3 separate regions of the Homo sapiens genome follow, and regions 2 and 3 are each linked to region 1. The links are chromatin loops, found by intact Hi-C in ENCODE. Cell type or tissue: CD14-positive monocyte. All regions are shown on one strand. Links, peaks and the distances in the headings refer to the core of each region. The heading gives the core; the rest is flanking DNA.

The links. Peaks named below come from ENCODE experiments on the same cell type or tissue, not always from the same donor. Only the 100,000 strongest peaks of a DNase experiment are listed, where the experiment ranks them.
Region 2: a loop joins it to region 1, with 4 times the contacts of the local background. A loop is called at or near these places in 2 of 110 quality-filtered maps.
Region 3: it touches region 1 in a loop (2.0-fold over the local background); 2 of 110 quality-filtered maps call a loop at or near these places.

Annotation. Positions count from the first base shown.
Region 1 is chr5:17,249,539-17,259,973 of GRCh38, forward strand. The region is part of intron 1 of BASP1 (brain abundant membrane attached signal protein 1); the gene reads left to right. Among named protein-coding and RNA genes, the nearest start is that of BASP1, 37 kb to the left of the region's middle. In CD14-positive monocyte, for the core only: no CTCF peak of the experiment used is centred there; DNase peaks (open chromatin) are centred at 3,253, 6,063, 6,333, 8,403 and 1 weaker place; H3K4me3 peaks cover 2,603 bases; H3K27ac peaks cover 7,539 bases.
Region 2 is chr5:17,350,381-17,360,815 of GRCh38, forward strand. It overlaps the pseudogene FTH1P10. Among named protein-coding and RNA genes, the nearest start is that of LINC02111, 32 kb to the right of the region's middle. In CD14-positive monocyte, for the core only: no CTCF peak of the experiment used is centred there; DNase peaks (open chromatin) are centred at 5,421 and 5,771; H3K27ac peaks cover 1,355 bases.
Region 3 is chr5:17,431,486-17,441,920 of GRCh38, forward strand. LINC02217 (long intergenic non-protein coding RNA 2217) reads left to right here. Exons shown (of 2, transcript NR_134275.1): 2 at 9,984-10,209. Among named protein-coding and RNA genes, the nearest start is that of LINC02218, 7.3 kb to the right of the region's middle. In CD14-positive monocyte, for the core only: no CTCF peak of the experiment used is centred there; DNase peaks (open chromatin) are centred at 5,086 and 5,586; H3K4me3 peaks cover 2,046 bases; H3K27ac peaks cover 2,935 bases.

The DNA.
Region 1 (10,435 bases), core at 1,462-9,461:
GCATACACTTTTTTTAACCCTTCCTAAAATCACAAAACCAAAGGGTTTTAACCCTTTGAGTTTGAGATCTCAGAAAATAAAATAGTGCCACCAAAATACAAAAAAGACCTCTAGATTTTAATGTGACCACAACCTTTTTACCTTTTTTAAACTTCAATTTAGACTCTATTTTTTTTCTATAAATGATTCTGTCTGTAGTAACGTTTATCTATCTTTGCATCTTCCGACTTTATTAATTTTTCTTCAACCCACAACTTGATCTAAGTCTTTTTCTTGACCATTTGTAAGGCTTCTCATTCTAATGTGTTTTAAGGATTTCCTTTTATTTTTACCTATTGCTGACACCCTTCTTGCTAGTGCTGTTTTGTCCACCTATACTGAGGTACACCATTGATTTTAATTTTTTTTTCTTCTTGTTTTTAAGACTGGAGTCTTGGTCTGTCCTCCAGGCTGGAGTGCAGTGGTGTGATCTCAGCTCACTGTAACCTCCGCCTCTTGGATTCAAGCAATTCTCGTGCCTCAGCCTCTAAGTAGCTGGGGTTACAGACATGTGCCACCACGCCCAGCTAATTTTTGTATGTTTTTTTTAGTAGAGATGAGATTTCACCATGTTGGCCAGTCTGGTCTCAAACTCCTGACCTCAAGTGATCCACCTGCCTTGGCCTCCCAAAGTGCTGGGATGATAGGCGTGAGCCACCGCGCCCGGCCCTGATTTTAATTTGGGGCATATTCCACTTGACTTTAAAAGGTCGCTTTGTTCTTTACAAAACTTTGCACTTCGTAAAAAGTGTGTTCTTTGATGAACTTGTCTATTCTTTTCTGAAATTTTCAGCATTGACTTTATGGTAACTATTAACAATCAGTCTAATTTTTTGTTACTATTTATTTTTTACAGCATCAATATATAATTTATGTGGAGAAGTCAATGAACAGACTTGGCATTTTTAAGTGATTCTATACTCCAAATACTGGTCATTGAGAAAAGTTTGTTTGAGAGATGATCATAGGGGAAGGGGTCGCATGAATATTGTATCGTCTAATGTATTGAAGTTTATTTTTATTTTTATTTTTATTTTAGTTTTTTGAGACGGAGTCTCGCTTTGTCGCCCAGGCTGGAGTGCAGTGGCCCGATCTCGGCTCACTGTAAGCTCCACCTCCCGGGTTCATGCCATTCTCCTGCCTCAGCCTCCCAAGTAGCTGGGACTACAGGTGCCCACCACCATGCCCGGCTAATTTGTTGTATTTTTAGTAGAGATGGGGTTTCACTGCGTTAGCCAGGATGGTCTCGATCTACTGACCTCGTGATCCGCCCGCCTCGGCCTCCCAAAGTGCTGGGATTACAGGCGTGAGCCACAGCGCCCGGCCAAAATATTTTAACCTGAATTTTTGGTGTTTGAAGAGTGGTTTTGAGCGATCTACACGCTGTTAGATTTAGATTTTGCTGCATAGAACAGAAAACCTAAAACTAAAATGGCTTACGTGAGAGAAAAGGTTAACTCTTCATATGTTAAATTCCAGAAATGGGTTCTAGGGCTGATCTGGTAGTTGAGGGGTGTGATCAAGTTTCCAGATTTCAGATATCCAAAATACCCTGATTTTATCATTACACATTGTATACAAATATCAAAATATCACATGTACCCCCAAAATATATAATGTGATTATATGTCAATACAAAACCATTAAATATCCCAAATACCCCGATTTTATCATTACACATTGTATACAAGTATCAAAATATCACATGTACCCCCAAAATACATAAAATGGTTATACATCAATACAAAAGCATTAAACATCCCAAATACCCTGATTTTATTATTACACATTGTATACAAGTATCAACATATCACATGTACCCCTAAAATATATAAAATGATTTTACATCAATACAAAACCATTAAATATATGTTAAAAAGATTTCAGACTCATCTCTCAGCTCTTCCTTCCACAGTGTTGGTTTCTGTGGAAGGGTCCAAACAGCGGCTGGAGCTCCAACTGTCTTTGTCTAGCAGCAGGAGGAGGTAGGGAAGAACAAAAGCTTTCTCAGAAGGCCATGCAGTATTTCAGCTCATATTTTGTTTTCTAGCACCTAGCAGTGGAGTTATGAACATATTTTAGTGGAACATATTTAGTGGAACATAAGCATTGGATGTGAGGGTAGCGGTGGTGGTGGTGAAAGTTGGTCCAGAAAGACTCCCACATTTCTGGCTGGGCGATGGGGTGGATGTGGTTCTAATCTCTTGGGAGGGAGCAGAGGAGAAAGAAGGTTCGGGTAGGTGAGAAAGGTAGTGATGAGCTCACTTGGGGAAATGTTGAGTTTGAAGGACATCCTGTTGGGTCAGTTGTAGACCACTATGTGCATGAGTCTGAAGCTCAAGAAATAATCTAGTGGGCGCTAGAGTGTAGACAAAGAATCCTCAGTATCCCAGAGGGCTTTCAAAACCCTTCAACTGGATGGGTCTCCCAGCAAGTGCACCAAGACTGAATTGGTGAGCGCCAAGGATGACAGCCCCTTGAACCTTTGGAGGAAGTCATGGACAGAGGGCAGAGGAGAGGAGCTTAGGTTGGGACTTGGAGATGAGAAAGCTAGGTCTAGGGAGAATTAAAGGGAAGCTGTGACTGGGGAGTAAGCTCATGATAAGAAACAGCTGTGTTTTCTTTAGCTTCATTTTTGCCATTCGGCTATTATTTTTTGGTATTATGGAAACATCGCAAACATGAACATTCTAACTTTAGAGGTGGGCAGGCAGGAGATAATCAGAAGGGCGCCACAAGACCATGTAATCTGCTCAAGAGGGAGCATTTAAGTCTTTATTGTCTTATTTAATTTTTATAAATCCCCTCTCATGTAAAGGTATTATTATCCCTATTTTGTACTTGTGTAAAAACAGGCTCAGAGGTTAGGTTACTTGCTGTGTGCCATGCAGCAGAAAGGGATGGAACTCTTGCTTGACACCCAAGCACGTTTTTTGGAGATGTTCTCTGTGGATGTTGTGCCTTGGCACCACACCTCCTGGGGAGTTTAACCTGTGTGTCCAGAGTTTTTGACCTGGTACGTGCTGTGTAGCAACCTGTCTCTTTGCTCTCAGGCAGAATACATAGAAGAAGGAATTAGAGTTAAGAAACAAAAAGACTATCTTGTTTCCCAATCTTAAAAAGTTCCCATGTGACATTGTTTTTCACTGATAATATTGTTGCAAACCAAAAAGTTCCTGATTAATCTTTGCAATATCCTTTAGACCTGAATCACACTCTCATCTGATCATAGGAACTGAGTCACTAGTGAAGTACCTTCATCTAAGACTCTGGGCAGGGGTCAGTCAAGTTTTTCTTAAAGGGCCAGATAATAATAAATACTTTAGACTTTCCCAGCCATGCAGTTTCTGTTGCAGCTCCTCAACTCTGCTCTTGAGTGTGAAAGCACTTGCTGATAATAGGTCAATGAATGGCCATGGCTGTGTTCCAATAAAACTTCAGGTAGCCCAGTATACTCACCTCTCCTCTAGAAGAAAAGACGAATTCTAGAATTTCTAGCTCATAATCTGGCAAGTAAAATCATCTGACAAAATCATAAAATAATCAATTGGTTTTTTTTTCATTATTTTCAAAGTTCAAAATATTTAGTTACTTTAAAAAGGACTTATCTCTGTAATGATTATTTATTTGTTTATTTGTATTTACTTTTTTAAGACAGGGTCTCACTCTGTCACTCAGGCTGGAGTGCAGTGGCGTGATAATGGCTCACTACAGCCTCACCCTACTGGGCTCAAGTAATTCTCCCACCTTAGCCTTCCCAGTAGCTGGGACTACAGGCGTACGCCACCATGCCCAGCTAATTCTTTGTATTTTTTGCAGAGATGGGGGTCTCACTATGTTTCCCAGGCTGGTCTGGAACCCCTGGACTGAAGTGATCCTCCTACCTTGGCCTCCCAAAGTGCTGGGATTACAGGCATGAGCTACCATGTCTGGCTTATAATGATCTTTTACAAGTGTAATGATGGTTTTAGGAGAACAGATGCACAGTATGACATTAGATTCCCCACTTTCTTCTCTATTTTGTTTCTTTCTGTGTAGTCTTGCTGGAATTCTGATTAATCATGGTCCTTCCCAATCTCTCAGAATGACCCATATCTTTCAGAACTATTGTCTTAATCATGAAGACCCTCAATTACCAAATTGAGAAGTTTATGTTGCTTTGACCACCATCTGTGTGCATCCCGATACCTGGGGTTACAGACTGGAATCTGTGATCAAGGGAGAGCGTGGATACTTGCTTTATTAACAAATTTACGTGTGTTTTACTCACCAGTGATGAGAAGACCACCGACACATTCAGGAGGCTTTATGGAACAGAGAAATCCTTCAACATTAATTACTGTATCTAGTGTTTTTTTTTGTTTTATGCAAAAGATGTACGTAGCTATTTTGGAAAAGCATTATAAGTAGAACTTGCATGTTGATAGCTTTAGGATGTGTTCAGATTACAAATCTCCATTTGTACTATACTTGAGTTTTTGGTAATTTGAACTAGACTAGATCTTTAAGGGAAAAAATATATATATATTTTTTCTCAGAGAACAAACCAGGAAAACTTTAGCATCTTGAAGGTAAATTAGTGTTGATTATGACAAGTGAGAATAATTAATTTGCAAATAGTCATAAGCAGATTATCTTTTTAGCAGTTAGTTCTCATTTATTTGTAATTGAAAAAACAAATATCTGCTAACATAATTGTAATTCATCTTTTGTGTTCATTTTTAAAGTGCCTGTTCCTTTCCAGACAAGCTGCACTCATGCATGGCAGTGTTACAAGGGTGGGCTTGTAGACTGAGTTTGGGAAGTGCTATGAATCTACTAGGATCACCTATCACAATCAAGATTCCATAATTCCAAGTAAAGGAAGATGCTTTTGCCTGACTTAGATGATGGTTCGGATTCTAGTGTAGTTTTTTTTGGAAATGCAGTTCTGTCACTTTCACAGCTATGTTACCAATGAAATAAGTCTGTGTGAATAAGTAAAGGGAGGTAAGTTGATAAAAGCATTCAGTTTGCAACGGATCTGCAGTGCATCATGGTGCTCAATACAGTTTTTGAATAATCACATTTATTTATCAGATTTTAATTGGAGAAGATTTGCAGATCCCACCTTTGAATCATTACAAAGTATGAATCCTGTCATCTAGAATACTGAAATTTAGTATGTACCATGCTTAGGACTGATCCGAAGACATTTTAGGTTTGAATAAGAAAAAAGAGGCAAAGAGGCCCAATATAAAAACAGAGAGAATAAATCTTAAAGCACCATCTATGTTGGATATCCTTATTGCAAGAGATCCCACATTGGACAGACGATTTCAGTTGACACCAAAGGAAGTAAGAATTTTCTGAGACTGACGGGTATCTTGGTAAATGTTCCCTCTTTGCAGGTGGTCGTAGATAATTTCAATTCACCCTCTGCTTTCTTCGAACTGACGAAGGTGTAGCTTTGATATTTTCCCCTCTTCATGTTACATGATCATTTATTCTAACTGGCAACATTTTATTTATTTATTTATTTGGACCCATTGTTCCAAACATGTAAAAGATTTGGACCTGCAAATCTTTCTATGTTAGTATTTATTGTATTAGTGTTTGAGATACCTGGAATTTTGGAGATGAAGTGACTCAATCCATTTATTTTCTAGAAGAAATCTTAGAGATGTGAGGGACAGGTGTAGATTCACAAGAGCTAGGACATGCTGTTCTAACAAAAATCCTCCTTCCCTTTGGTTCAATTTTTAATCTATTTTAGGTCCTTCCATTTCACATTAATGACATAGTAATCTACCCACTTAAAACTATAATAAGTTCACTAGGTTTTTTTTTCCCATTAAAACAGACTCATGAGTCATAGTTTACTATTACTTTCCAAGCTTTTATTCTGTATTTTCCTTAACATCTGAGAATCATGTGGAATCTGTGGTACCTGTGCTAATCTGAAGCCACTATGTATTTTGAAACCTCTTGCCCCACGTTGGATGCCTGGTGTCGATCAGGAAGTGTTGCAACGTGTAACACATCACTCACCACTCTTGACGGTGTTACAGGGTAGGAAGTTGTAGAGATGCAAGGCTGACTGTGGACGTAAATAATAGAACATTCAGAATCATCACTGAGGCAGAGTTTTGCCAGCTTGTATAAATCAGGTAAATTTGCTCATGTTAAATGCATCTCTTTCACTTCCACCTTCTGTTTCAAGTTGACAATGTTTGCATTTGACTCCTATTAAGACACTATGCCTTTCCTCAAACATATCTGTTGCAATTTCATGATTTCTTAAGACTAATGCTGTCACCAGTATATTTCATTTAGCAACGTCCTGCACACCAGAGTAGGTTTCTAGATAGGGAACTCAAGATACTCACATGAAGGAGGCATGGGCTGAGTGTGTAGGGTAGAAACTTGGTCTTTGAATCAGAAGGAATTTGCACCCAGCTGAGGGAATCTTGAGGTGTCCTCTTGTTGACATCTGAGGTTTCACATGCTCTTCATTTGTCTGGTATCTGCATGACTTGCCTGCACCCCACTTTTTTGCAGCTTCCACCTTGGCCCATATCTCAGAGCACAAACAATTTGAAGGACATTCCAAGGTGAATCCAGAAAACTACATTAGGAAAGATTTAGGAGCCTGCCTAGTTCTTTTCTACTCTAACTCTTGTGGAATAGATTGATTTTTCTGTTGTAGTTTATTTGTTAAAATTGTTTAAGGCCACACTGTCAGAATTTAGCTCACAGGCTAGCATCGGCTCTGCTACCTTTGACCCTTTTAAGAGTCATAGTTTTCCTATGATGTAGAATGGAAAGATCTATGGGCAGTCAGGGTCGACCTTTGGGTGCCCTGCTTCTAGTGCAGTGCCTGGATGTTTGTGTCATTTCTCAAATAAATAAGTGAATTTGAGTGCTCAATAGAATCTAGTTGTGTGTATACATTATTACTGCACGTTTGTGCAAAAACTAAAAATTATAGACATAAAGGATACAATTCTAGTCATTTATATTACAAATGAAATAACCAACCCTGGGAGGTTAACAGTGGCTTGTTTAATGTCAGCAGCTAGTTTAGTGGCTGTAACGAGACTGAATCCCAAGTTGAACAGAAATCGTTTAAAAATTCAAGTTTTAAAAATCAAGTACAATGAATGATATTGGCTGCTTTTCTAAGGAGAGTGATTCTCTAAGCCTATAGGAAAAAAATACTGGTGGCTGACTTGTGGCCTTAATTGCATGCTAAGGTTGAGGAAGGATCTCCAGTAATTCTTTGCTTTACTTTGTGTTTGAATATAGGATTTTATAGCTGTGGGTGGAAAAAAAAATATTTCTAGGGAAAAGGTTTCCTGATAATTTAACTGAACCCCAAACAAGTGAACTGGGTGAAACAGAATATGGCACATGGTCCTTTATCACAACCTTTCTACCTAACCTAAAGCCAGTAAGATGGAAATAGTTTGGAAAAGACACTATCTGCTGAGGTTGCTTTAAATAGAGTCTCTCCTGGGACTTAGAACACATTTTGAGGCTCATTCTCCCTTTTGATAGTTTCTTGGAGACATTTTTCTGTATATACTGGATGCAGGCATTTGTATTCCTGGATGGCATTCATCTTTTACCAGTGTGAGGAGGCTGTTTTTATCATTGTGAGATTTATTAACATTTACTTGCTCTTAGAATCTACAGATTATATAACAGATATTGCAGGCTATAACCTAGAATTTAAATATTAAAAAGAGTGATTAAAAAACAAAACAAAAAGAGTGATTCTTTTTGTTATAATTGAATCAATTCCTATTGTTTACCTGTGTTGAATACAGTAATTGGTCCCACCGATCTTTTACTTAATCTTGAAATTCAGAGTTATTCTCTATTCTACATGAATGGAGCTGGGAAATGGTTTTAGGTAAATGAAGGTAAAATGTACTGAATACCTACTGTGTGTAGTGAGCTGAACTATATCCTTTACTGCAAATATTCCATTTAATGCTAACAACCACCTCCCCTTCTATTTTCTTCTGTAGGCAAAGGTTGAGTTCACTGAGGCTGACTCCCTGCCCCAGGTCACATAGCTGAACGTGGTCTCTCATCCCCTTGCCTATGTGCTTTTTTTCACAGAGTATATTGGATTGAGATCCAAAACTTATTGGCAAGCCATCAAAGTTCCGCTTGAACTAAAAGAGGAAAACCTGTTTTCTGAAATGTGAACTTTAATTACATAAAATGGAGGCTTCTGAAAACAGTATTGTCTCACAGGGCAGGCTATAAACCTTGAACAATGGAAGCTTCATGTTGTGTAAGAAAGGAGCTTACAGAGCCAAACAGCACCGTTCCTGTGTTTCCCCTGCCAGTGACAGGAGCATCTGGGGTAGCAAGGGGACTGCCCAGGGCCTGGTGTTATCATCAGGGGTTCTTGAAATTGCTCACACTGCTCTTGCTTTTCCATACAGGCTGCTTATATCTTGCCTCCTCTGGCTAAACTGTGGTACTAACAAGACGGCAGTTGGCTGCTGGGGAAATTCTGATAGGGAGAGTAGGTCTGGGTCATTCTAATTTATTTGTGGCTCTGGTAGCAAAGAGAACTCAAAGGCAGTATATCTCTATAGCTGATGAGATTTCACTGGGGCCGACACCACCTGTTCTGTGCACACTCACTTCTCGGTTAGACCTGGCTAGGTTTTCTGCTGTGCTTGTTTTTAGCTTTGTAACCAGCAGTAATCACATTGGTCTTTGGGATTTTCATGTTTCAGGTTTTACAGATGATGCAAAAGCATTAGTTTTCAAAGTCACTGCAAATGCTATGTATATGTATTTCTCAACATGCAGCCCCTGCACTACTTGTTTTGGTGTTACCTGGTCAACTTGGTAGAAAATAGATTCTTGGGACTCATGCTGAGCCCACTAATTAATTATCTTGGGAAAGAGATAACACTCCCCCCACCTATATTTTTAACAAGCTTCTCAGATGATTCCTGTTTACATAAATTTCACTCCCAATATTAGACACGTTATACAGAAACATTGGCAAATAAGAGGTTGAAGTGACTTTGTTCTGAGTCACATCATGAGTAAGGGGCAGTTGGTATTGAATTCTAGTTTGTGTTTCATCCCCAAGTCTGGGGATGAAATGCATCGTCTCTGGAATTCCATGGCTGGGGACAAATACCCTCTGTTATGTTTTTAAATGTCACAGCCCTCTGGGATTCACACCTTGGGTGTTGCCTTGTGGCTCAGTGCCTGGTTTTTTAGGTAGCTAAAGGGCTCAAATTTGAAGAAGGCAAAAGTGTGGAGCAGAAAGTGAGCATGGACAATTTGGGGTGAAGCATTTGCTTGAGAAATCTGGGGAGATACATTTGAATTTATAAGGAGGGACCAGATGACAAATGTCATTGAAAGTCACACTATGCTGTTTGAACTCAACATGGCAGTAGAATCTGGAAATGGCACACTGCATATGTATTAGTCCATTTTCATGCTGCTGATAAAGATAAACCCGAGACTGGGCAATTTACAAAAGAAAGAGGTTTATTGGACTTATAGTTCCACATGGCTAGGGAGGCCTCACAATCATGGGGGAAGGTGAAAGGCAAGGATGAGCAAGTCATGTCTTACATGGATGGTGGCAGGCAAAAAGAGAACTTGTGCAGGGAAACTCCTGTTTTTAAAACCATCAACTCTCGTGAGACTCATTCACCACCACAAAAACAGTGCAGGAAAGACCTGCCCCCATAATTTAATCACCTCCCACGGGGTTCCTCCCAGTACACACGGGAATTGTGGGAGTTACAATTCAAGATGAGATTTGGGTGGGGACACAGCCAAACCATATCAGCATAGTATTCATCTTTGGATTGAATACATTCTTTTATTAATTTGGCAAACATTTACCAAACCCCTGTTAGTGCTGAACATGACAAAGGAAAAAGCAAATTCTTTGTTTAGTATGTCAAGGACATACATAAAGGATTTTAGATGGTTTTCACTGAAAATCATTAAAATATGAAATAGCATTAGGACTGAAAATACTACATTTGCTGTTGGTGCCAAAAAAAATTGATACATGAAAATGTCAATATGTAAGAATTTTAGGTGGTCGTGAAAAGTGTGAACCAGCCCTTTATTTTTGGAGACAGGAACTACTGGAAATAAATTGCAGTTATTTCTGGAGTAGGCAGGCTTCCCCTCTTCTCCCTAATCACCAGCCTGTCTTTGTCAGGTGGCCACATTGATCGAGCCTGTCATGGCTCCAAGCCCATCATGGTCTGTCTAGTCCATTAAGAAGCAGCAGAAATATCTCAGCTGCTCTAAGTGTTTTCCTTGTGCCTTATTTTGAGCTCTGTTTGGAGAATTCTAAATTAGTTGTGGTGATATGATCTATTAGTTTCCTGGTCTATGGAAGAGAGAA
Region 2 (10,435 bases), core at 865-8,864, 100 kb after region 1:
CTTTTCTTTCTTTCTTTCTTTTCTTTTTCTCCTTTCTTTCTTTCTTTCTTTCTTTTTTTTTTTGACAACGTCTCATTCTGTCACCCAGGCTGGAGTGCAATGGCACAAACTTGGCTTATTGTGCCTTAACCTCCTGGGCTCAAGAGATCCTCCTGCCTCAGCCTCTTATGTAGCTGGGACCACAGGCATGCACCACCATGCCTGACTACTTTTTTAATTTTTTTGTAGGATGGGGTCTCACTTTGTTGCCCAGGCTGGTCTTGAACTCCTGGGCTTACATGATCTGGAGAGAGCTTTCTTGAGGGTGGTTGCCTGTGTAGCCTTCTTCCCCACCAGGTAAACCTTAGAATTTAGAATATGAATTAAAGAATATAAATTCAAGTCATATTTAATTGAGAATATGAATTAAAGAATAAATACGCTAAGAAGTAGCAGGTTCTCAGCTTAGATTAAGTCAGGAAAAGAAAAAGAAAAAACACTTCAGATATTTCCAGCAAAGAGGTATTTAATATGGAGAATTAGATTACAATTTACATTAGATTTAGGTTAGATTTAGATTTACAATAGAATTAAATTACAATTGTTAGACGGGTTGGAGGAGTGGAAAGGAGAGTGTGGTTTTCAGAGGTCAGGAGCTACAGAAACCTGCTTCCAACTGCTTAGATACCACTAAGGCTTCAAAAGGAAAGATGTGTACTCTCCTTCTTCCTTCTAACCTTCCACAAGAGCCTCCTGTTGGCAGATCCTTGGCTGGAACCAAGCCGGCATGGGCGTCTGTGAAATGTGGTCTCCATACTTCTAGCCCCTGTGAAGAATCAATAGGCAATATCTAGCTCAGGACTGGTAGGACGCACGTGATGTTTTAGAAGGATTTTTCTGCTAGTGACCAAAGTCCTATTTCCCTAAGAATGCTTTTTCTTTTCTCTTCTAACCCATTCTGTATCCCATTGCCACTGCTTTTGGGTTTGTTTTTGTCTTGTTGATTTGTATCATATTAACACTTTATGCTTGCTTTACATATGTTGGTTTTATTTCCCTAACTGGATTTTTTTTTTTCCTAACTAGATTTTTAAAGATTGGGAGCAGGCTGGATGCAGTAGCTCACCCCTGTAATGCCAGTACTTTGGGAGTCCGAGGAGGGAGGATTGCTTGAGCCCAGGAGTTTGAGACCAGCCTGGGCAACAAAGTGGGACCTCGTCTCTATTTTTATTTTTTTAATTAAAAAATTTAGAAGCCGAACTTCACATACTAGCAAATAATAATCTGTGTGCACAAAGAACAAGACACTGTTCAGGATGCTGAAGGCAGAGCAATGACCAAAACAATCTTAATCTTACTACAGCTTCCATTCCAGCAAGGAAAACTGAGAATAAACAGCAAATGCATATGTAATATCACATGGAGAAAGATGCTCTGGAGAAAAAAAGAAAGTATTATAAAGTGATAGTCAAGGACAGTGGTGGGTGTGGCAGGGGGCTACTTCATAAATAATGGTCAGGAAAGAATGCTCTGATAAGAGGAGGGTAGGATATGAGAGAGAGGGAACCATGTGTGTTTCTGGGGAGAGGTTTCCAAGCAGACAAATGAGGAAATATGGAGTGAGGTGGGAGGTCGCACAGCACATTTGAGAAACGGCCAGAAGTCCAATGAGGATGGAAAGGAGAGAGCAAGGGGAAGTGGTAAAAAAATAAGATGACAGAAGGGGAAAGACCATATGCTGCTTATATCTTATTTCTTCTGTATCCTTCCTAGAGTTGGCCTTCTTTCGGGAAAGTAGCCATGTTTCACTCCAATCTTCAAACCCAACACCCACCATCTCAAGCATTATCATTTTCCCTTCTGTATTTTATTTTGTGTCTTCTCTCCAATGTGGCTCTGTAGCTACATTTATTTTTTCTTTTATTAAATTGCAAAGACCGCTTGCTGGAATGATGTATAGATTGGTTATTCCTGTAGGCAGGTTGCCCTAGCAACGGGAAAATCTTACCCATTTCAGCAAATTTTATCAATAAAGCAGTCTAACCAGAGACTAATGTTCACATAATTAAATGTCTGCTGTACTTTTCCTCTGTTCCTTAACCATGGTAATTTTCAGATTGTTAATTAGCCGAGTGCCAATTGATTGAATGGCTCCACAGGAGTGGAAACTAAGAAAGCATAATAATAGAATGATCCTAAGCATCACAGGTGACAGCCCCAAATCACCCTCTTGCTTTGGTTTCCAAGTTAACCACAGCAAATCTTTATCCTTTCCAGGAAGAGGCATACAGTTTCCACGCTGAACACCTGGAATCCATTTAGACTGGCCAGTGTCCACTACCTAAAAAGCCTTGAGTGCTAAGGAAGCAGTGTTTGGAAGGAGAACAGAGTGTATCCAGTCATGCCAACTGCAGTCTAAGAATGATCAGTGAAGTGGCTCCCTGAAGGGGCAAAGTGAAATAAATGCATGCCAGCCGGGCACGGTGGCTCACACCTGTAATCCCAGCACTTTGGGAGGCCGAGGTGGAAGGATCACTTTCGCCCAGGAGTTTGAGGCCGGCCTAGGCAATATAGTGAGACTCCATCTCTACCAAAAAACAAAACAAAACAAAACAAAACAAAACAAACAAACAAAAACCCCCAAAATTAGCTGGTTGTGGTGGTGCATGACTGTAGTCCCTGCTACTCAGGAGGCTGAGGCAGGAGGATGGCATGAGCCTGGAAGGTTGACGCTGCAGTGAGCCGAGATTGAGCCACTGCACTCCAGCCTGGGTGACAGAGTGAGACTCTGTCACACGCAAACACAAAATACATGCCATTCCTTTCAGGTTAAAACTTAAGGTGACCTCAGGTTCAAATGATAATAGTGGTTACACTGAATATGTGGTCACATATTTGTTAGAAAACATAAACTTTTAAGTATAACCCCCTCTATAAGATCATATATCCAATTCATTCATAACAGAGTTGCTCAATATGTCCACTTTCTTGCATTCATAAAATGCAATATGTACATTTTTCTGATCTTGTCTGCATTTGTGATTTTAAAAAAATCCTTCAGAAAAGATGATATCATGATCTTCTATGGCTATAAATGGCATGAATATAGAATCATCTTCATTTTCTTTTGGGGGAAGTTTTCTTTGAAACACAACCCAAGTCTTTCTAGGTTCTGTGTCATGCATAGATATCTAATTTGGCATGAAGGATTCTGTGAAATGATTGTTTTGGCTTGCCACTCAATAATAATGTAACCTCCTTATTCCGAGGGATGTAGTTCACTACAATGGGAAGGGGTATATATAGGTATTGGAGAGAGACTCCTATCTCTTCACTTTTTTTTTTTTTTTTTTGGTACCCAATTTCTTTATGTGAAGGAATGGTACAAATCAAAGAACTTAAGTGGATGTTTTGGTACAACTTATAGAAAAGGTAAAGGAAACCCCAACATGCATGCACTGCCTTGGTGACCAGGGAAGTCACCCCACGGCTATGGGGAAATTAGCCTGAGGCTTAGCTTTCATTATCACTGTCTCCCAGGGTGTGCTGGTCAAAGAGATATTCCGCCAAGCTAGATTCGGGTGCTCCCATCTTGCACAAGTTGGTCATGTGGTCACCCAATTCTTTGATGGCTTTGACCTGCTCATTCAGGTAATGTGTCTCAATGAAGTCACACAAATGGGGGTCATTTTTGTCAGTGGCCAGTTTGTGCAGTTCCAGTAGTGACTGATTCACATTTTTTTCCAAATGTAATGCACACTCCATCGCATTCAGCCCGCTCTCCCAGTCATCACAGTCCGGTTTCTTGATATCCTGAAGGAAGATTCGGCCACCTCCTTGGTTCTGCAGCTTCATCAGTTTCTCAGCATGTTCCCTCTCCTCATGAGATTGGTGAAGAAAGTATTTGGCAAAGTTCTTCAAAGCCACATCATCGCGGTCAAAGTAGTAAGACATGGACAGGTAAACGCAGGAGGCGTAGAGCTCCAGGTTGATCTGGCGGTTGATGGCGGCCTTTAGTCCTGGTGGTAGTCCTGGCGCACCTGTGAGGTGGACGCGGTCGTCATGGCGGCGACTAAGGAGAGGCGGCTGCGTTCGCGGTGGTGACTGCGCAGTGCTGGAGCGGCGGCGGGGGCCTTGGGGCAGTCCGAGGGCGCGGTGAGGAGGTGACGGAGGGCTGGCTATGGGCAGCCGGCCGGTGTGGGGGACGAGCGCCAGGTTCTGTCCAAGCACTGTTGAAGCAGGAAACCCCGACGACTCTCGTGGAAGAACGTCCATCTCTCTACTTTTAAGCTAAGTTGAAGCAGTCTGTTATCCTCACTGATACTCACTTCCATCACCACTATTTTCCCCACTGTGAAATGACTAAAATACCATCCACCACTCCTGCTCTGAGAATTAAAAGATAACCTACACAGAGCCTGGCACATAGGAAGCATTCAGTGAACTTTTTTTCCTTTTCCTTCTCTTGTCCTTAAAAATATACAACATGAAATTAAATAGGATGTAGTCACACTATTGAAATAAATTTTCTTGTAGCAAATCTTATATGTCTTATTTATTTATTTATTTATTATTTATTTTGAGATGGAGTTTTGCTCTTGTTGCCCAGGCTGGAGTGCAATGGCACAATCTTGGCTCACTGCAACCTCCACCTCTTGGATTCAAGCGATTCTCCTGCCTCAGCCTCCCGAATGGCTGGGATTACAGGCACGCTCCATGACGCCCGGCTAATTTTTGTATTTTTAGTAGAGATGGGGTTTCACCATATTGGTTAGGCTGGTCAGGAACTTTTGATCTCAGGTGATCTACCTGCCTCGGCCTCCCGAAGTGCTGGGATTACAGGCGTGAGCCACCGCGCCTGGCCATCTGTTTTATTTTTATAAAAAGAAACATAAAGGTAAGTGAAATGTAAGTGTAATAAATAAATGTAAGTGAAAAGAGTGACTAAAAACACAAATGCCAAAAGCAATTCCATAGAAAGACTTTAATTTTCTATCACTTTATCCATAAAGGTACCAAATATATATTTCAAAAGATTACTCTCCTTTTGATAAAATAACTGCAAACCATTGTTTCATGTAAAAATATTAACACATTTCTTGGTATCATCCAATAACTATTCAGTGTCATTATGTTTTACAATTTATTTTTATAATCAGATTCCAAATAAAAGATACATATATTTTGAAAAAATAAACTTAAGATGATCTCATACCATTGAAATAAATTATTTAGTTACTGGTAAAACAAGCTCATATGGTTTGGCTGTGTCCCCACTCAAATCTCACCTTGAATTGTAATAATCCCCACATGTCAAGGGCGAGGCCAGGTGGAGATAATTGAATCATGGGGGCAGGTTTTTCCTGTGCCGTTCTGGTGACAGTGAATAAGTCTCAAGAGAACTGATGGTTTTATGAAAGGGAGTTCCCCAACAAGCTCTCTTGCCCACTTCCATGTAAGACACATCTTTGCTTCCCCTTTGCCTTCCATCATGATTGTGAGGCCTCTCCAGCCATGTGGAACTGTGAGTCCATTAAACCTCTTTCCTTTATAAATTACCGAGTCTAGGTTATGTCTTTATTAGTAGAGTGAGAACAGACTAACACACAGGTATATAAAAGATTTTTTTGTTACAATAAGTTGTATCTCTTGTCTAAAATATTTATAAGCAAACCAAAAAAAAAAAAAAAAGCTTGCCTTAGTCAATGAGTCAATGTTCCCAGAGAAACAGTACACACACTGTATTAGTCCATTTTCATGCTGCTGTATAAGATCTCATGAGACTGACTCACTATCATGAGAACAGCACAGGAAAGACCTGCCCCCATGACTCAATCACCTCCCAATGGCTCCCTCACACAACACATGGGAATTCAAGATGAGATTTGAGTGGGGACATAGCCAAACCATATCACACATGCATACATATGCACACACATATACATATATACATGTGTACATACATTTATCTATTGATTGATTGACTGGAATTGGCTTACATGATTCTGGAGAGTGACAACTCCAAAATTGGTAGGGCAGACTGGTAGGAAATTTAGCTAAGAGAAACTTCTGTCTTTGCTTTTAAGGCCTCCAACTGATTGGATGAGGCCCATCACATCATGAAAGGTATTGTGTTTTACTAAAAGTCTACTGATTTCCATGTTAACCACATCCATAAATACCTTGACAGCAACATCTAGACTAGTGTTTAACCAAACAACTGGGCACCATAGCCTAGCCAAGTTGACAGGAAAATTAACTATCACAAAGCTCAAAACAAGAGATTTGATATTTTGATAGTTCTGGTTTTCTAATGGTAGTTTCTTTTTTAAAATGTAAAGGGACAAAAAAGAAGTGAAACCAGGATGTAAAAGAAGTATGGCCACCAGGATAAAAGTGATTCTGCTCATAATAGCAACTTCCTTGTCCTTCATCTTTTTCATTTCCTTAATGATAGCTCTTTTATATGATAAAGCTTTAAGGAAGTTGGGTAGAATATTCATAAGGTGGCTTCATAATTATTTTATATAATACTGTCAAGATAAAAGAGTAATCATGGCTGGGCGTGGTGACTCATGCCTGTAATCCCAGGACTTTGGGAGGCCAAGGTGGGTGGATCACTTGAGGCCAGGAGTGCGAGGCCAGCCTGGCCAACATGGTGAAACCCCATCTCTACTAAAAATACAAAAATTAGCTGGATGTGGTGGCTCACACCTGTAATCCCAGTTACTCGGGAGGCAGAGGCAGGAGACTCGCTTGAGCCTGGGAGGTGGAGGTTGCAGTAAGCCAAGATGTTGCCACTACACGCCAGCCTGGTTGGCAGCAAGACTCTGTCTCAAAAAAAAAAAAAAAAAAAGGATTTAAAAAGAAAAAGAAAAAAAAGTAATCACCTTGACAACAGAAAACTATTACATATCCTGGGCAAAATTAAAATTTGTATAATTTGAGACCTTGTTCCCTAAGATAACATTGTTTCTTTAATGTGATATGGTTTTCATTTATTTTATTTTAGGTTCAGGTGTACATATTCAGGTTTGTTACATAGGTAAATTCATGTTGCAGAGGTTTAATGTACAGATTATTTTGCCACCTAGGTAATAAGCATAGTACCCAATAGGGAGTTTTTCGATCCTCACCCTCCCCCAACCCTCCACCATCAAGTAGACTCTGGTGTTTGTGTTCCCCTTTTTGTGTCCATATGTATTCAATGTTTAGCTCCCACTTATAAGTGATAACATGCAATATTTAGCTTTCTGTTCCTGCGTTAGTTTGCTTAGGAGAATGGCCTCCACCTCTATCCATGTTGCTGCAAAGGACATGATCTCATCCCTTTTCATGGCTGTATAGTATTCCATGGCGTGTGTGTACCACGTTTTAAAAATCCAGTCTACCATTGAGCATTGAGGCTGATTCTTTGTCTTTGCTATTATGAGTAGTGCTGCAATGAACATATGTGTATGTGTGTCTTTGTGGTAGAATGGTTTCTATTCCTCTGGGTGTACACCCAATAATGGGATTGCTGGGTGGAATGGTAGTTCTGTTTTAAGTTCTTTAAGAAATCGCCAGAGTGCTTTCCACAATGGCTGAACTAATTTACATTCCCACCAGCAGTGTATAAGCATTCCCTTTTCTTCACAACCTGGGCAGCATCTGTAATTTTTTTACTTTTTAATAATGGTATGGTTTTCTTAAGACAAATGATTTTTGTTTTGATAGCACAAGTGTACAGAGGACTAAAATCAATGAATTAATTGGTGTTGGGTTTTGGCCTTGCAGAGATGTCTCTCTTCAGCTTGTGTGGTTGTAGCATATGTATGTTTATGCAATTTTCCATGACTGTCAGTTTATCTCATTAGATGATCTTCTCTTGCACAAAAGGAGCTATGCCTTCAATATCTTTGCAACATCGTCCCAATCTGATTTAGACTTTGCTGATATTGGAACTACATTCTGTATTCATAAGGACTGCCACACTGTGATAGTCAACTTTGATGTCGAGTTTATATGTCGCTTTTGCTAGGCTATTGTATTAAGTTATTTAATCAAACATTAATCTAGAGGTTGCTGTGAGAGTATTTTGTAGATGTGGTTAATATCTGCAATCAACTGACTTTAAGTGAAAGAGATTAGCCTTGATAATACAGGTAGGCCTCAACCAATCCATTGAAGGCCTGAGAGCAAAAACTGAGGCTTCCTCGGGGGAAGAAGAAACTTTGCCCCAAGACTATAAAGTAGAAATCTTGGTAGGGTTTCTATCCTGTCCCCCGCCCTAAGTATTTCAGTCCTGCCAACTCCCACAGTCACACAAGACAATTCCTTGAAGTAATTCTCTGAAAAATGTGTACATATACATTTATATGTATATGTATTTATATTCACACACACACACACACATCCTCTTAATTTTTTTCTCTAAAGAACCCTGAATGATACTAACACTAATACTGCTTTTGTTTGACTCATCTGTTTGCATTATTGAACTTGAAATATGTCTGTTAAAAATCAGCTATCTTTATGAAATTGCTTAGTCCGACGGACATAAGAAATCATCTAGGCCATGCTACTGTGGACGTATTTGTATTTCAAACAGTCTGGGAATGGTTGGTGGTTTGGAAAACGTTTTGCATGTTACATTAAATGTAAGGTTTATTGAATGCAACGGTACCATCTTATAACACTAATTCATTTGGCTGTGGGATTCAACTTTGAAAGTATTCATTGGCAAATATTCCTAGGATTGAGCTTCTAGTAATATAATTAGATGAATGAAAGTACCTAAAGTCATGACCAACTTCAAATTATATATATAGTTTTATATATATGGTAGATATATCTGTATATATATCTGTGTATATCTCTCTCTATATATCTTTATCTCTCTATCTGCAAATGAAAGCATACATGAACACAGGGGTGTGGGAATTGAGAGCATTTAATCATGACTGATGGGTGAAGTTCAAAGCATGTGGTAAAGATATCTGCACAAAATTTCAGTACCTTAAACAAGGATGCCAGAAACTCTGCTTGGTTTAAAAACAAACACTAGCTTGAGGATGTGGTTTAGTTTTCTGATAAGGATACAAAAACGGAGAATAGCATGGATGTTTAGGGTATGGACCGATTCGTACACCTTCTCATAATTGCGGCCAACAGAAATCTGCTTGAGACGAGGCTGGATGTGGAGTTCATTGTTAGCATTTTTCCAGAAAGGCAGCCACAAATATGTAGGCTTTGGAAACTCAACCTGGAGCCACTTTGTGACAGAGAACAGAAAATTGGCAACAACTGTTTTTTGAAAGTGAATTTTCTGTGTGCGTGTTAAAACATGTGGTTTTACAAATGATCACGAGTATCACCAAACCCACAGTTTTATTACTCACATAAAGTTTTCTTCTGCTTTCTTGAGTTAACCAATGGAATTGGAGGAGCCTGACATATGAGTATTTACAAAAAGTTGGGAAAGCGATGTCAGGAAGTACAGGATTAGAGGGGATGATTTCTGGGTAACTTGCATCGAGCAAAGCGTAACCGCTCCTTTCTGCTGACGCTGCTTTTTTGAAGGTCATAATCTCTCTCCTCATTGTCAAGTCCAGTGATTTTGAATCTCCCCTTGTTCTCCAGGGCTTCTGCTGGAGCTGCTCCTCCAGCATGCTGCTTTCTGACATCACTTTTCTCTGGCCAGTTGTTCTTCTGGTCTGCGGATTTCTCCTCTTTCTCCCAGGCTAGGTTGCTCGAACTTTCTTTTTTACAGAATGAAATTTAAGAGCCCCTAAGAATAAAATCATTTGGGGGAAGGATTATTTCATCACTGGGAAAACAAGTTTTCTAGTCTCAACTTTTCCTACCCTCTGCTACCCTTCTTCCTTACCCTTTGTAAAGAAAAGAATTTTTCAATCACAACAAAGCATGCTAGGAATCCTTCAAAATTAACCAGAGAAAGATATTTCTTGGGTTGTGACTACTTCACTAAGAAAAGTCTAAAAGACCCCTGGTGTTTCCTGAGATAGATGGGTACCCCAGCTCCAAGGAGCTGGCTTCAGCATGGAACCAGGGACATGGGTCCCGGAGGCCCCAGCTGGCAGCACGTGTTGGGAGAAACAGGGCAGGAGAAACTGGGCCTCACAAGGGTAGAACAGAAGGGAGGAAAGAGAGAGAATGAGATGGACACGGGTACACTTCCCGCAGGCCAGGAGAGCCCCAATGTGCAGGGACAAAAGGTGCCCTTGGGAAAAGTATAGACGTGTTTTCACAGTTCCTTCTTATGTTGCATGTTTGTGAAGTATGCATGTCTGCCAGATTTTCTCCTAGAGAGGACCGTGCCTGCCTACTCTTCCTGCCATCGCAAGGCCGCTAGAGATCTCACCTGTGAGACCAGGCAGCACAAGGTCTGGACTGTGGGATGCACTTGAGATGCAGCAGTTGCTGTAATCTCTCTTCTGTCATTTCACCAAAGCAT
Region 3 (10,435 bases), core at 783-8,782, 180 kb after region 1:
TTCTGGTAAAATTAGTTATAACAATGTTTTCTTCCCTTCCCCCATCTTCCCCTTCCCATCCCCCACCCCCTTTCCTTTCTTCCTCTTTCCATTTTCCCTTGGCATCATATAAATGAATATAGTTAGGGAACTTCTGGCATACTGGCATATTCCACAGATTAAAAGCATTTAAAATTAAAGAATTAAAGGGAAGTATTGGCTAGATCTAGGATGGGCGAGATGGCAACAGAGTTGCAAGCAGAGGCAAGAGGATCCAGAACTTGACTTTGTGTTTCTGTAGCTAATAGGAAAGTTGTATAGAGAACTTGAGTAAAAGAATCACAATAGGCTGGGCGCAGTGGCTCACACCTGTAATCTCAGCACTTCGGGAGGCCGAGCTGGGCGGATCATCTGAGGTCAGGAGTTTGAGACCAGCCTGACTAACATGGTGAAACCTCATCTCTACTAAAAATACGAAATTAGTCAGGTGTGGTGGCGTGCGGCTTCCCTTCCCTTCCCCCTTGCCCCTTCCCCCTCTCCTCCCCTCCCCTCCCCTCCCCTCCCCTCCCCTCCCCTCCCCTCCCCTTCCCTTCCCTTTCCTTCCTCCTCCCTTCCTTTCCCTTCCCTTTCTTTTTCTTTCTTTCCTTTCTGGCTCTATTGCCCAGGCTGGAGTACTGTGGTGCAGTCTCAGCTCTCCGCAACCTCTGCCTCTCCGGCTCAAGCAATTCTCCTGCCTCAGCCTCCTGAGTAGCTGGGACTACAGGCACGCACCGTCATGCCTGGGTTCTTTTTGTGTGCGTTTTTAGTAGAGATGGGGTTTTGCCATGTTGTCCAGGCTGGTCTCGAACTTGTGAGCTCAAGTGATCTGCCCACCTGGGCCTCCCAAAGTGCTGGAATTATAGGTGTGAACCACTGGGCCAGCCTAGAATGTCCATATTTCTAATCTAATGGTTGCCAGGGGCATCACAGCATGCCATAGTGGTTAGTAATGTGGGCTCTGGGAAAAAAAGAGTTTGAGTTTAAGATAAGCTTTTGCATTTCCCACCTGGGTGATCTTAGACAGATGGCTTCATTTTATCATGTCTCAGCTTCCTCACCTATAAATGGCACCGGATAGGAATATCTTCGCCTGAAGGTACCAGAAAGTATGACTTACAGTAGCTTAAACAAAGAGAAACCCAAAGAGCAGGTGCTGCTGATCAATAGTGTGAGAGAAATGAGGTTTTTTGTCTCTGCCATACTTTGTGTGCGATTCTACTTTTCATACAAAAAGAAGGGAAAAGAGGCATGGGAGAATTTTTGCTGAGTCTGCCTTTTTATCAGAAAATCAAAGCTTTTCTCAAATTTCCAATAAGCAGAAACTCACTTATGGGCCTGATTTGTATCTCCTGACCACCTTTGCTTGAATTTGGGAGAGAAAGGAGATTATAGATAGGGCTTAAGTCAGACAATCAAGAGTGTGGGTTATTGTGTGTTACAGGGTTCTGAATATTAAATGAGCCAACGGCTGTAATGTTCTTAGAAAAATTCACAAGTGCTCAATTGTTAGCTTGTTATCATTATTGGTAATACTAATAGAAGTGGAATTTTTATGTACATATTGAAAATATCATCAGAAATAATTTTGATAAGACCTGTGGAAACAGGGGAAAAAAGATGAAGTCAACAGCTCCCTCCTTAGTTTCACCCTTGGAGAAGGCTTAGAAGGAAGTGAAGCATTGATGTGTAAACCACCTACATGCTTGCAAACACCTGTGATTGACCCTCTCTGTAGGCCAGGTAGGACTGTGGGACCTGCTTCCATAGAGAAGGGCTTGTAGATTTCGAAGAGGATGCTGGGATCCCAGAGTAGCACAAGTGGCTGCACTTATTCACTTATTTTGATTATAATAATATATGTGGTCATCAGTTTCTCCCTGATTTTCCATGTGGTTGGGCTATATTTATTTTGTTGGGGTTGGCTCAGAGTAGACACAACAATCTTTGCCTTGAACATTTTCGGTGAGCCATGTTGCCCTTCCTGGAAGTAGGGGTGCTTTGTCTGTCCACTGGGGCTCCATGTACACAAGTACACCCACATTTTATTGGTGGCTGTTTTCCAAGTTGCTAGCTTGGCGCTTTTCAAAATGTGCTGAATGGCCGTTTGGAACTTGTCTCTGCTGACTCCACTGGGCTCGGTTTCAAATCTCTCCTAATCCACTAATGAACCTTTATTAAAGTGGGAGAGAGAGGTTGAATCAGTCTTTGGCCGCATTATTAAAATAAAGTAGGAGCAGTGAAATGATCAAAACAGAACGATAACAAAGGAAAGCTCAGTCTCTCCACCACTCTCTATTCAGTTCTTTAAAGCTGATATTTTTGGGGAAGAAATGCCAATATTATTAGATTAGTTTTCAGTAGTCTTTAACTTTGTTTTATTTTAACTTTAATTTTGTTTTATTTTTCAGGGAGGAGACTGTCATTCACCAGCAAACCCCTGCCCCCTCACTTTTTCTTTTTTGTAATTGGAAGTTCAGGTTGAACTGCTCTGTAGTTATTCACCCACTTCTGCTGGTCAAAGGCCCATGAGGATTTAAATGACTAAATAGGCCATAAAATGCCAACCTTTTAGACGTCTAAAAAGTGTCTGCTGGATCAAACAGTCATCACGAACCACCCTTAGATTCCTCTGCCACTCACTCTGCTCCCTGTGTCTGGGACACCCTGAGTCCACAGTGACTCTTTGCCAAAGTATAAAGAAACCACCATGTACCTTTTCAAAAATGTCCACTTGTCCTTAAAGTCATGAATAAAGGAAGAGATGGCTTCCAGATATGCAACTGGACTTCTGACAGCCATCATCCTCTAAAATTTCCCTGTGTTTTGACTGAAGTTATCCACCCACTTCTGCTGGTTCCTGGCTCACATAAACATTGAGCAAGTAACTTTCCATTAGACCCAGAGGATAGACTAGGATAGAGTTCCGAGTGTCTGAAAATTCCTGGTCCCCAACAAAACTGTGTTCTGCTCAATAATTTATTTCGTAAGAAGTTATAATAAGTCTAGTCATTAAATCAAAAGAGAAAAACCTTAATGAAGTATAATATTGCTTGGTACTTGTTTTTGTCAGTTCCATTTCTTCATTAACTTTTTGATTGGGAAAATAAAGATAATTACACAAATCTATTCTCAAATTTAGCCATGGATGATTTGATTTCTCTTTCTGTCTCTTCTGTGCCTGTGCATACACACACACACACACACACACACACACACTCAGAGAACAGAGTTGTCTCTTTCTCTCTCTATATATATACAGAGCATATATATGTGTGTGTATATATATGTATATGTATGTGTATATATATGTATATATATATATAGAGAGAGAGAGAGAAAGATAGAGAGAAAGATGCTCCTCAACTTATGATGTGTTATGTTCTGATAAACCCATGGTAAGCTGAAAATATTCCAAGTCAAAAATGCATTGAATGCACCTAACCTTTCAAAAACCATAGCTTAGCCTAGTCCACTATAAATGTGCTTAGACACTTAACATGTAAATGTGGAATACTTACATCAGTTTACAGTTGGAGAAAATCATCTATCACAAAGTCTATTTCATCATAAAGTATTGAATATTTCATGTAGTTTATTGAATTCTGTACTGAACATGAAAAACAGAATGGTTGTATGGCTACTTGAAGTACAGGTTCTACTGAATGTGTTTCACTTTCACACCATTGTAAAGTTGAAACCATCATAAGTTAGGGACCATTTGTGTATATACCTATATGAGATATATGTTAGTAAGATATATATGTAAACAACATATATGTAAATGAGATATATAAAAACATATAAATAACACATAGATCTCCTTGTTGAATCCTACTGTGTACAAGACATAATTTTTTATGCTGGGATTCAGCAGTGAAGAAAAGGGAGGAAAGCTCTTGGCTTCACAGAGCTCACACTCTGGTGAGGGAGAAAACAAATATACAGAATATAAGAAGGTGAGGGCTGGGCATAGAGGCTCATGCCTGTAATTCCAACACTTTGGGAAGCTGAAGTGGAGGGATTACTTGAGGTCAGGAGTTCAAGGCCAGCCTGGCCAACATGGTGAAACCTCGTCTCTACTAAAAATACAAAAATTAGCCAGTTGTGGTGGTACATGCCTGTAATCTCAGCTGCTTGGGAGGCTGAGGCATGAGAATCGCTTGAAATCAGGAGGTGAAAGCTGCAGGGAGGTGAGATCGCTCCACTGCATTCCAGGCTGGGTGACAGAACGAGACTCCATCTCAAAGAAAAAAAAAAAAGAAGGGGGTAAGTACCATATGCAAAAGCAGAGCCAGGTGGGGGACAAGAGTGTTCAAGAGTTGTCATTTACCCATTTAGATGATATGGTCAGAGAGGCCTCCCTGAAAAGGTAATGTCTGAGCAGAGACTTATGGGAGAAGAGAGAACAGGGTGAGAAGATCTCTGGGGGAGAAGTAGAAAGTGCAAAGACACAGAGGTGGCGATGAGCCCCATCTGGTTGGGACAGAGTGAAAAAGGGGTTCAGCTGGAGGGGCCTGAGAGGTGAGGGTGGCAGAACGTGTGGAGGTGTAAGCTCAGCAGATGGTGGACACCCTGGAGGCCATTGTGAGGCTCTGGTTCTCCCTCTGTGTGATTTCAAGATCCATTGCATGGTTGCAGCTGAGAAGTGAACAAGCCTTATGACCTGGTTTCTCTTGAAGAGGATCTTTCCGGTAGGTGCCTTGAGAAAAACACAGGAGGGATTGGGAGGATGTAGAAATTCCTATTTGTAAGGGTTTGCGATCTGGGTATATGTCCACTGAGCCGTGAACTTACTGTCTCGAGTTCTGTATTCTAGTTGGGACTGTTCTGCTAACTGCTGGAGGGTATTGGCACAATCACTTAACGTTTTATTCAGAAGGGAAATAGAAGTGAACACTTAGTATTTAAGTTTGAGCCAGTTTCTTCTTAATCCCTATGATCTGTAGCCTGCTAGGATCCTCAAGTTTGTTTTTCTTTTTTTCCAACACCAGAGCATGTGTCTTTGCTTGCCCCACCTCTGTCCTCATAGTTTCTTTACTAACAGCTCTGACTTCCCTTCCCAACCTCTCTTAGTACATGCGGAAGATGAGAACAGTGGACAACGGCTTTGCTAAGCCCTGAATTGTTCCGAAGTTTGAAGTTGTAACCCATGAGCTACCTCTTTTACAAAAACAGTCAAAACTGGATGTTAGAAATATTTTGGAGGTTAAAGGAAGAGTGTCTTGAACCTCCCTACCACTGAACTGTTTAATATTCTAGAATTTATGTTACACAGTAAAAGATAGACAACTCTGTCTGCAGTTCTGGGACTGGGATATGCCTGTGCATACACGCATCTGCTCTGTTTTGGTTTCACTTCACTTTAGTTATTTGATTTGGTGTCTGCAAAACCCTGTGTGCACATTTTTATGATCCTTGGGACAATTTACTGCCAACCTTGCTTGAACTCTAAAATATGCCTCCAGTTTCGGAAAACCACAAATTATTTACCAAGGAGGCAAGGAAATGGAGGTCACTGGGCTCATTTCTTACATAATTTTCAACTTCCTTTCTGAGGCCTGACATCTCCCGGCAGTCACAGTGATGTCTTCCTTAGATGGATTCAATAATGGGGAAGAACAGATGAAAAGTGGTGAAAGTTGCTAACTGCTGTGTTCCTCTGCTTGCTTTTCATGCTGTGTGCCAGGAATCAAAGCTGGAGGAGCGGAAGGTAGATATAAAGTAACCCTGTTTCCTAGGTTATTGTGTTTATAAAGTGTTAAATAGGAAATGCGAAAAAAAAACCCCTCTGCTTTGTGGGAAACAAGGTCATTTAAGGTACGAAAACAACAGTATTAAGCTAAAACAATAGAATAAATAATCACTAAAATGAAAGTACAGAACAGGTATAGAAAGTCAATCTTTGAAACATCAGCTGTTGTCAGTTTCTTTCAAGATAATTCAAGGGTGACTAACATATAACTAGCAGATACATTCAACATACAAGAGAAAAAGAGTGAGGATAAAAGGGGGCAATAAAATAAATAGTGGAATAAGTGATGACCATAGATCAAATGGAAAGGACAAGGAAGGAGGAAAAGATAGCTCCTATGTGTCTAGCTTGGAAAGATAATGACTCAATTGAGTGAATAGGGGAGACACATTGAGGGTTTGAAAGCCAGGAACTCAGGAATTTTTGTTTATTTTTATTTTTATTTTTGAGACGGAGTGTAGTTCTGTTGCCAGGCTGGAGTTCAGTGGCCTGATCTCGGCTCACTGCAACATCCGCCTCCCGGGTACAAGCGATTCTCCTGCCTCAGCCTCCTGAGTAGCTGGGATTACAGGCATGCTCCCCCACATCCAGCTAATTTTTGTATTTTTAGTAGAGATGGGATTTCACCTTGTTGGCCAGGATGATCTCGATCTCCTGACCTCGTGATCCACCCACCTCAGCCTCCCAAAGTGCTGGGATTATAGGCTTGAGCCACTGCGCCGAGCTGGACCTCAGGAATTTTTAAAGACATGGCAACATTCTTGTTGTATGGGTTTACTTATGACAGATGGGTACATAGGTCTGTCCAAAGGGGCTGGGATACTTTGTTACGTTTGAGGAATTTTTTTCTGCTAAATTCTCTTTTCCCTTTCTTCCAAGGAGGCAGGGTAAGGAGAGGTACCAGGTGCTGGTGGATTGTTTACCTTGGAGATTTCCGCCTTACGGAGGAAATAGCTGGTAGAGTCAGCAGAGACCTCTTCTGGTGGGCCTCAGGGTTGTGAGTTGAGCACTTGGAGCAGGGAAATATTGGATGTTTTCATGACATCAGTAGGATTTAATTCAATCAATGAATAGGACCCAGAAATAAATTAGCTGAGACGGGTGGGGGAAGAGGGGCAGAATCCCAACTGTGCTTAGTTATAATTTGAGATGTAGAATAAAGAGTGCTCCAGGAAGCATGGCTCCAAGCAAATGATGAGTTTTTGAATCCCTTCATGTTTATGATTTCATTTTTTTTCCCTTCATGCTTATGATTTTAATTATCTCTGTTTCCCAAAGTGATTAGCGGAAACAGTTTAAGATGAAATGAATATATGTGCTGGAAGGGGAGGCAAAAGTAGGGTGACATCCCACTTCATAGTCAGGCTTGTGGGTGGGGAGGGGATGGTGCAAGTGAAGAGCGAGAGGGCTTGCTAGTGTCTGAGAGGAGGAAGAAGACGAGGAACACGAGCTCAGTTCCTGAAGAAAGAAATCGATGGGAATCCAGGCTGATTCCACTTGGATCTGCAACACTTCAGACAAATCCAGAAGCTGGCAGCTAGAATGAATGTTTATTTCTCAATGGAATGAAAAAAGAACTGAGATGGAGCTGAAGATATTGTACTGTCTAAAATGATTTACCTTACGGGCATTCAGGCTAATGAATGAGTTCATTTCCACATCCATGTGTGATCTATGTGAAGTTCATTTCATATCTGCAATGCTCTCTGTAAGAAATGTAGTCTAATGCCTGGCACTATTAAGGGCTCAGTAAATATTATTTTCTTACTTCTGATTCTACCCACAATTATACCTGATTCTCTATTATTCTGGTATGTGAGCAATCTCAGTCAAGCTTTCTACAGTGTATATCTTACTTTCAACATACAAAGTGTATATCTTACTTTCAGCATACAAAGTGTATATCTTACTTTCAACATACAAAGTATGTCGTACAGTGTATATCTTACTTTCAACATACAAAGTAAGAGTTAAGGCCAGGTGCAGTGGCTCACGCCTGTAATCTCAGCACTTTGGGAGGCCAAGGCGGGTGGATCACCTGAGGTCAGGATTTCGAGACCAGCCTGACCAACGTGGTGAAACCCCGTCTCTAGTAAAAATACAAAAATTGGCTGGGCATGGTGGCACATGCCTGTAATCCCAGCTACTCAGGGGCTGAAGCTTGAACCCAGGAGGCAGAGGTTTCAGTGAGCCAAGATGGTGCCATTGTACTCTAGCCTGGACAACAAAAGCGAAACTTCATCTCAAAAACAACAAAACAAAACAAAGTAAGAGTTAAGATGTAAAGTTCTAAGCTCCATTTCTTTTGAATTATTTTCTCAATGTTCCAATTAACTCATACTTGTCAGGCATAAAGTTTCTCCTTAAAATTGGTTTTATTTATCTCAGTTATGAGACAATTAGAAACAAATGGTTTCTATTTGTTTTGAAAAGCAGCTACAACCTTCAAATGATAAACGCAATTTATCCGTCTTTCATCTGTTCCTTGTTTTGACTTTGTTGAAATGAATTTCCTTTTTAAACTAGCGATATTCAAATAATTTGTGAAATATTTTATTTAGGTTTAAAATAAGGACTGTGGCACATTGATCATCTAGCCTATTAGAAACAGCAAGTCTTTCATCTTCAGCAGTTTAGTTGTAAAATGCCTAGCTATCCTGAGTTGGCTGAGATTCTTGAATGTAAAGATTGCTAGCTTTAAGAGTTTTGGGAAATTCTTGACTATGTTTTTTTTACATATTTGTCTCTCCCTATTCTTTCTTTTTTCTTTAGTAACTCCAATAATAAGAATAAAGGGGTTTGCACTATGATTTGCATGTGACTGATATGTGTATTCTTTTGTGTTCTCTGTGCTCTAGTCAAATACTTCATGTTGATCTGTCTTTGGGATCACTGAGCCAATCTTCAGCTATACTGTTCAGCTCATCTGGTGAGGTCTTCATTTCAAGTATTGTATTTTTCAGTCTTAGAGCAATTACTTTTTACAGATTTTGATTCAATGATTGAACCCCACATCTTTTCATCACTTTCATTCATATTGTCTTTCAATCTCTTTACTATATTGATCATTGTATCAAAATGTAATTTTAAGATGCTAAATAAAATATCATTTTCTTTCTTTGCATCTGCTTATGTTGTTTGTATGTTTCACCTGGTAATTGATCACAATCTCTTGCCTCTTTTTATGTTAGTAATATGTGACTGTATGCCAGATATTGTGGACAAAGCACATGTCAAAGCTCTGTATGATGCTACTTCGACCAGATAGGAATCTGTGCTTTCTCTGTGGGGCAGATAAGGTGAGGAGGTGATCACCCCAATCCAAGAGGCTGAACTAGGTCAAGACTGGGTTGACATTTTAGTAAAATCCTCTCCACTTCTAGCTATGTTTTTATTCCTCAGGCCTGTCTCTTCCACACTGTTGATTGACAGCTCTGAAAGAAAGTGGAAGTTTCGGGCTGTGTAGTATCCTGCCGTATGCTCCATCCAAATTTGATGAGAATCTTGGGGAGACCAGCCACCTTCTGAGCAGACTCCTTTCCTCCAGTGGAACTTTTCCTCCCAATTATTATGGGACTTCTGAAGATTTTAACTTACTTTGCAGAAACTCCTAACCTTTTACTCAGCCTCAATTTAGCAAGGGTACTATGAGGAAAATTGGCAAGGCATTTGGGGATACTTTTGTTTCCAAATTGTTGTGGTTGCTTCTATGAATGCCACAAGCTTTGCTGGCTTCTCTTTCCTTCCTACAGTGCTTCTGCATGAACCAGATCTGATCTGTGTTTCAAATCAGCAAACATCCCAAGAAAGAAAATAGCCTGTGAAAGGTAGCTAATCTTGGCAAAACACTCTGCTCTCTGGAATTTTTGTTCTTTTAATTCTTTTTGTTTCCATAATTCACTGATCTCTTTATATGGATTTTTTTTGCAATTAATTTGTCGTTTTTAGTTAGTCTAACAGGATTGTATTCTCCTGCAACTAACGGCATTCTATTTATAACCACAAGTCCCCTTAGGGTCAACTTTTAAGAAGCCTTGGGCAGCTATGTTCTTCCAACCTAACAGTCCATAAGATCTTCCCCTATTTTTCCAGAAGCTTCAGATGAGACTATCACAAAGAAAAGTATGGACATATGTGACAAATAGAGATTACAAATTAAATTCTTACTGTCCAACATGAAAAACTTGACTGTCCTTTTTTTCTGTGTGTCCAGATATACAGGGAGTCCACGGAGCCTCCCCTGCAAGCATCAGTACAGAAGTCGATGATAATCTGGATGCAAGCCCAGGAGTGTGGAGTCCACTGACTCAGAAGACCTGCATCTAAGGAATTGGCTGTTCTTATCCTTAAGAATGATGACTGTGTTTCCAATTCCAGTAGACCCTTTGATGCGTTCTGAATAAATATTCCTTTTGGAATTGAACTTCTAGAGCCCTTAACTTTGGCCCACTCTAGTTTTCTGTCTGTTTTTTTTTTTTTTAATATTTTTTTTTTGTAAAGATAAGGTCTTGCTTTGTTGCCCAGGCTGGTCTTGAATTCCTGGACTCAAGCAATCCACCTGCCTTGGCCTCCCAAAGTGCTGGGATTATAGGTGTGAACCATTGTGTCCGATCGCTCTCTGGTTTTTCTAATATCATGATCCCAACTCTGTTCTTTATGTAAATT